2 separate regions of the Homo sapiens genome follow, and region 1 is linked to region 2. Evidence: chromatin contacts called from ENCODE Hi-C or POLR2A ChIA-PET data. All regions are on one chromosome and are shown on one strand. The core of a region is the stretch at or near the end of the contact, and the rest is flanking DNA. Distances in the headings are between cores, read along the strand shown.

Region 1 (2,890 bases), core at 383-2,882, 33 kb before region 2:
AAGCAGAATAGTTGACCCTAAAAACATATCTCTAAAATATGAATCAATTTATTTCTATCTCTGCCTTCCCTAAGGTTAATTTCAACTCTCATCTTCCTGTGGCACCTCTCTAGCAGCTTCACAGAGTTGAGCCATCCTCAACAGAGGGAGCCTTTTCTTCCCATCCTAATCTCCATTCTTTCTGTGAGAGTAAATCATCATCTAATCAGTCATGGAAAGAGAAGAGTTGAAGTGGTGACATATTTCCAGAACAGACATCACAGCGTTGCGCCTCATGGGCAGAGTCCACCATCAATACTGCCCCAGTGATTACATCTCATACTCCAGACATTCTGAGTTCTCTCTTGGCTTCTCTTTGCCATATTCCCTTAAGCTACACAGCCACCTTCTCCGGTAGACCACAGTCTTGCTATTGGTGAAAGATTTCCAAAACCCTTTGGCTTTTCTCTGCCCAAAGAGACAATAAATCTGGTGCTAATGTTTCACAAAGGATCCTCTCTTTCATTATGCTACAAATGTATGCTTGAGTCGTAGTTGAGAGAAAACAGCATAATATAATGCTTAGGATGTGAACCATTTACCTCTGTCACTTAATAGCTGTGTGACCTTAGCTTTTGTAGGATTTAACCTTTACATTTCTCATATGTAAAATGGAGAAAGCAACAATACCTCCAATGTGTGGCTATGTTGAGAATTAAATTAAAAATGTAGAGTTCATACAATGTCTGACACATAGAAAATGCTATGTAAGTACATGCTGTTATTGTTTCCTGAATTCTCCTCTTTTGCTCTTTCCTCTACCTTGTATCCTCCTTTACTACTTTTACAGACACACAGGCACACACCTCTCTACCTCCATACACAAAACCACATACACATTCCCCCTTCAATTAAGTTAAATCCTTAGCTTGTCACTTTAATGGGAATTTACTGCTTAACAGCTTTACACCGCTTTGGGAATTTGTGCTTGTTATAAACAGATTAAAAATTAACATATTTAAGAACTTTGTCTTATCACAAATTTCAAACCAGGTTTAGAGGCAAATCTACAGGAGTTATTTTAAAGTTGGTCTGATCAATGTACTGTTAAAGCTACTTCTACTTTTTTTAGTAAAATGAAAGGAAGGATGGAAAGAAGGAAGGAAGGGAGGAAGGAAAGATGGATGGACGGACGGACAGAAGGAAGGAAGGAAAGAAGGAAGGAAGGAAGGAGAGAAAGAAAGCAGGCAGGCAGGCTCTAAGGAAAATCATAAAACTGCATCAAAATTCACTAGAAAACAATCCCATTTCATATTCTGCTAAACGCCATAGGAAATGACATTTGCTATAGTAAGAAAAACAGATGGTGGAGAGAGAGTGGAAAATACAACTCCTTGAACACTGAGAATGAAAATGCCACTGTGAACATTTTGGGTCTCTCTGACGTGTTCCTTTATCAAGTTGTAGCCTCCAAGACAACCACTTTCTTTATTATATGCATGCCTTCCAGCCTGAAATAGTTTTGTGGGGCTTCCAAAGTAAGAAGCGAGTGGTGTTTTGGATGTGTGTTTGTGTGAGGTTGCATGTGAGTTCATGAGTGGGGCCAGGACAGAGAACACTGAGGGTCATTCAAACCCATGAGACAGACAACTCTGACCCAGGATCCTTCGCCAGCAGCACAGTGATTCATCCTCTCAGGCACAAGTACATCAAGTCCTCTGTTTTCTCTTAGTTCACATTTGTCCTCTTCAAACCAATGAGTCATAAGTTGGAAATATGTATGAAATAAGCTAGCATAATATGTCACTGAATTATTTCTGGTGATTCAATATACACATCCTAGGACACCAGGCATCTGAAAGGCAAATTTTTAAATTCAAGAGATTTATACAAAGCAGATACAGTTGATTGTGTAAGAAAGAAGAAAATCAGGTGCAAGAAGAAACAGATCCTGGTAAAACGATTAACTTTCAGTAAGGGGGGTAAAATATTTCTTCCTGCTCTCAAAAGGATAATTTTCTTCAGAGGAAATTGCATAAATTCTTGGTCACTTGAATTAGCAGAGAACTATTCTTGCCAAAGTTTAGTGCTGGGAAACAAATGATATTTTGGCCTCTTGCAAAACGATTCTACCTCTCCACAGCAAAATGAGCTTCATTCCTTAATGCAAACAGAATTCATACCTTCCCATTCGTACCTTCAAACCTCAATTACCTGAGAAATCAGAGGATGATTTCCTCTTATGAAGAAGTTTTATCATGAGAAAATGGAAACCTGAAAACATAATGCCTGGCCTGATAATGACCAAGGCAGAACCTCTTCCCATACTCATTTGTTCAGCAATTACTTGCTGGGTGCCTCCCTTGTGTCAGGTCACAGGTATCCCAGGCACTGAGGAGGCAGCAGTGCACAGGCTGACACTGCCCATTTCCTTTTGGAGCAATGGAGCAAGACAGGCACTTAGCAAATATTAGGTTGTTGCAAAAGTGATTGCGGTTTTTGCCATTACTTTCAATGGCAAAAGCAGTGACTGCTTTCGCGCCAACCTAATAGCAATAGAAGTCATGCCCATGACAATAAGTGGTATAAAGAGCAGCAGACATGGCCACCTTGCTTGTTTGGGCTTAGAAGAGGCATGTATGATGAAGACCTGAAGATCTGAAATTCAGCTGAGACTCCAGAAATTGGAGAATGAGAAGGCATTGGCAAGAATATTTCAAAGTAAAGGAAAGGTTACGGCAAGGCCCTGAGGCTGGAAAGAGAATGGAGTTTCTGAGAAACTGACATAGGAATGTAACTGGAGCACAAAGAAAGAGAGACATGGGAGATGAGGCTGGGGAAGGCAGCGGTCAAACTGGGAAGATATTCTAAGCCATGCTGAGAGCGCTCGACTTTCTCAAAAGGGTAATTA
Region 2 (2,762 bases), core at 125-2,624:
CTTTCCTTGTTCTGGATACATGTCCCGAGCCCTTGGCATCAAAGTCAGGGATGGGTTTGCAACCTAGGCTGGGCCAGTTATGTCTCATCTCAGTGTCCAAAGTGGCAGATTCAAGAGAAGGGACATATCTTCAAGCCAGGCAAATCATAGTACTGTCCTGGGTCATCTGGAATTTGAGAAGAGTTTCAAATTTTCAAATCTTTGATCTCAGAGCTGTAATTGAGGCTAAATATTTCATTAGCCACATTTCTAGCTATGGTTCCAGATGGCCCCAGGAGGTCGAGCCAAAGCAGCAGCAGTGATGAGAAGGGAAGGAAAAAGTTCTGATGAGGACCTAGATCGCTGATTTGAGATATTCCTAAAGACAGCTCTACTCCTGCCCTTCCTGGTTTAGATAGAAAAGCCAAAACCATTGTTCTTTTCCTTCAACTAGCTTAAGCTATGTCACTTGCAACCAAGCCCCCTGACTAATAGGACCAGATAATCTTCAGTGCAGGCAGCAGGCAGCATCAACTTCATGAATGTGATACCTTTACTTCTTAAAGGCAGTAATGGCAACAAAATCTAAGAGTGTATTACAGTTTTCTTGTAGAAAGTTTCCCTCCCTTTTACTTCTAGTGGTTTCAGAAACAAAAACAGTTTGCAAAAAAGAAAAAGCATTAGCTCACCATTCTTAGCCCAAGCAGTAATTTAATCTGCCATGTGCTCTTCAAAGCAGATTAACTCTAATCACACAGACTTCCTCTCCATTTAATTATTCTATCTTTCTGTTTGTACTTCACTTCTCATAAAACTTTTATATCTGAAAATTTTAAAATTTATGTAAGATCGACTGTAAGCATTTAGCTCATGTATCAAATTCATTACATCCTGTTAGATATAAGACTAGAAACCTTCTTCAGTGTTGAGTAAGGCAGAACTGTAAAGTGAGGCAAAAGGTAATATAAATAAGAACCAAACTTTTTTAAACTTGGCTGATCCTCTCCTGCTGTGTGCAGCTAATGTTTTGCCTCTGAGAATAGGACTTACTAGCAACCCTGAAGTAAAGACAGGATATTTTTCAACAAGAACTTCTGCTTTGCCAAACATCCCAGTTTGTCTCCAAGGTCTTGAAAAGAAAGAATGAAGAACGGAAACCATAAAGTATGCAGTACAGCTATCATCTAATTACTGAATGAATGGTACAGTTGTTTTGTCTGATTGCGCTGAGCTAGTTATCCACTGCTAGCTTCATTGACAAAAAGGGAACCTACACAAATTATAGGGAAATTCAAGCACTTAAGGAATGTTTTGGTTCAGAGGTTTGCAATGACTATTGGCTTTGGTTTTTGGCAAAAGCTGTCTTTGCCGTATGAACTCAGCTGTGCTGGGTCAGCCTAAAGTGTTCCCAAAAGCCTAGAAGAGGACAGACTTCCGTGTCATCTGTATCCCATCAATAAATTAAAGTGATGTTCTCCAGCTCATGTTTGTTTCTTGGCAGGCTAATCTACAATCAGAAGAAGAAAAGCCTTTCATTTGTGGACTCCAGCTAGAGGAAGGAAGCTTTTGTATGTGGATTCACTGGAGACCAAAATATTAAAAAGTGGAAGAGGAAAACCATATGTTGCAGTTCTCATAAGCAGGCAGCTCAAAGTTCTGGTTAAAGAAATGCTTGAGTTCATTTTACAGAAAAGTAAATATTTTATCATGAGAACAGGGTATACTAATAATATTGATACCTCTGTTACAAACATTGACATTTTAAGTTGTATTCTGTTTTCTCTAATTTTTTAAATCAGGAAAACCTAAGAATTAGATATTTCAAAGAAACACAAAATGACCAAACATTTTAGCATAATTCTTCAAAATGTAACTTAAGAAGGAAAGAAGAGATCCAACAGAATAAAGATAGAAGATAATTTTTATAAGCTTATGATTCCTTCTCTTCTATGAGTCACAGCAAAGTTAGCTGATATTTTATAGTTGCAGCAATTGAATGCAGGTTATAATAGAAGTGGGGAAAATCACTAATAATTATCTGCATCCTATTTCATAGTCAATTCAATAACGTAATGTTAAGATAGTCTCCTTATCTCTTTTGGTTGACAAAGGGTTATCCTTGCCTTCGTATTACTTGTGAATAAGCCTAGTGATGAGAACAAGATTAGTGTGGTCCTCTTCCAACTTCCTATAGGAGAGAATGCAAGAAGATCTTCCCATTCTTTTTAACCTGACCACATTTGTGTTTGATTTCCTTTCTATGTCTTTGAAGCAGCCAAACAAATAAAGCCTGCTTTAATACATGTATCCTTTAAAGAATATGGCTTCCAGCTCAAAGTTTCAGTATGTGAAACCAAAAGTATCTAAGACAGGTCTCAATCAATTTAGAAAGTTTATTTTGCCAAGGTTAAGGTGACAACCATGACACAATCTCAGGAGATCCTGATGACATGTGCCCAAGGTGGATGGGTCACAACTTGGTTTTATACATTTTAGGGAGACATGAGACATCAGTCAAATACATTTAAGATGTACATTGGTTCGGTCCAGAAAGTCAGAACAATTCAAAGCAGGTGCTTCCAGGTTATAGGTAGATTTAAAAATTTTCTGATTGGCAATTTGGTTGAAAGAGTTGCCATCAATATAAAGAAATGTCTGGGATATGACAAGAGGTTGTGGAGACCAAAGTTTTATCAGGCAAATGAAGCCTCCAGGTAGCAGGCTTCAGAGAGAATAGATTATACATGTTTCTTTTCAGACTTAAGGTCTGTCTTGATATTAAA

The links. Hi-C counts contacts between places; a loop is a spot of excess contacts on that map. ChIA-PET counts read pairs that join two places held with the same protein, here RNA polymerase II (POLR2A). Pooled maps may share reads with other maps.
Region 1: a loop to region 2 is called in a pooled map, with 3 times the contacts of the local background. The contact joins two enhancer-like sites. A Hi-C loop is called at or near these places in 2 of 168 maps with a recorded cell type or tissue (CD14-positive monocyte and heart left ventricle) and 5 of 50 pooled maps. POLR2A ChIA-PET finds 5 or more read pairs at or near these places in 5 of 52 experiments (CD4-positive, alpha-beta T cell, GM12878, MCF 10A and 2 more).

Annotation. Positions count from the first base shown.
Region 1 is chr13:80,468,818-80,471,707 of GRCh38, reverse strand. No RefSeq gene overlaps it. Among named protein-coding and RNA genes, the nearest start is that of SPRY2, 130 kb to the right of the region's middle. Within about 2 kb of position 1,632, at least 13 of the 41 ENCODE cell types and tissues checked have a DNase peak (open chromatin) inside an H3K27ac peak, as active enhancers do.
Region 2 is chr13:80,435,355-80,438,116 of GRCh38, reverse strand. No RefSeq gene overlaps it. Among named protein-coding and RNA genes, the nearest start is that of SPRY2, 96 kb to the right of the region's middle. Within about 2 kb of position 1,374, at least 4 of the 41 ENCODE cell types and tissues checked have a DNase peak (open chromatin) inside an H3K27ac peak, as active enhancers do.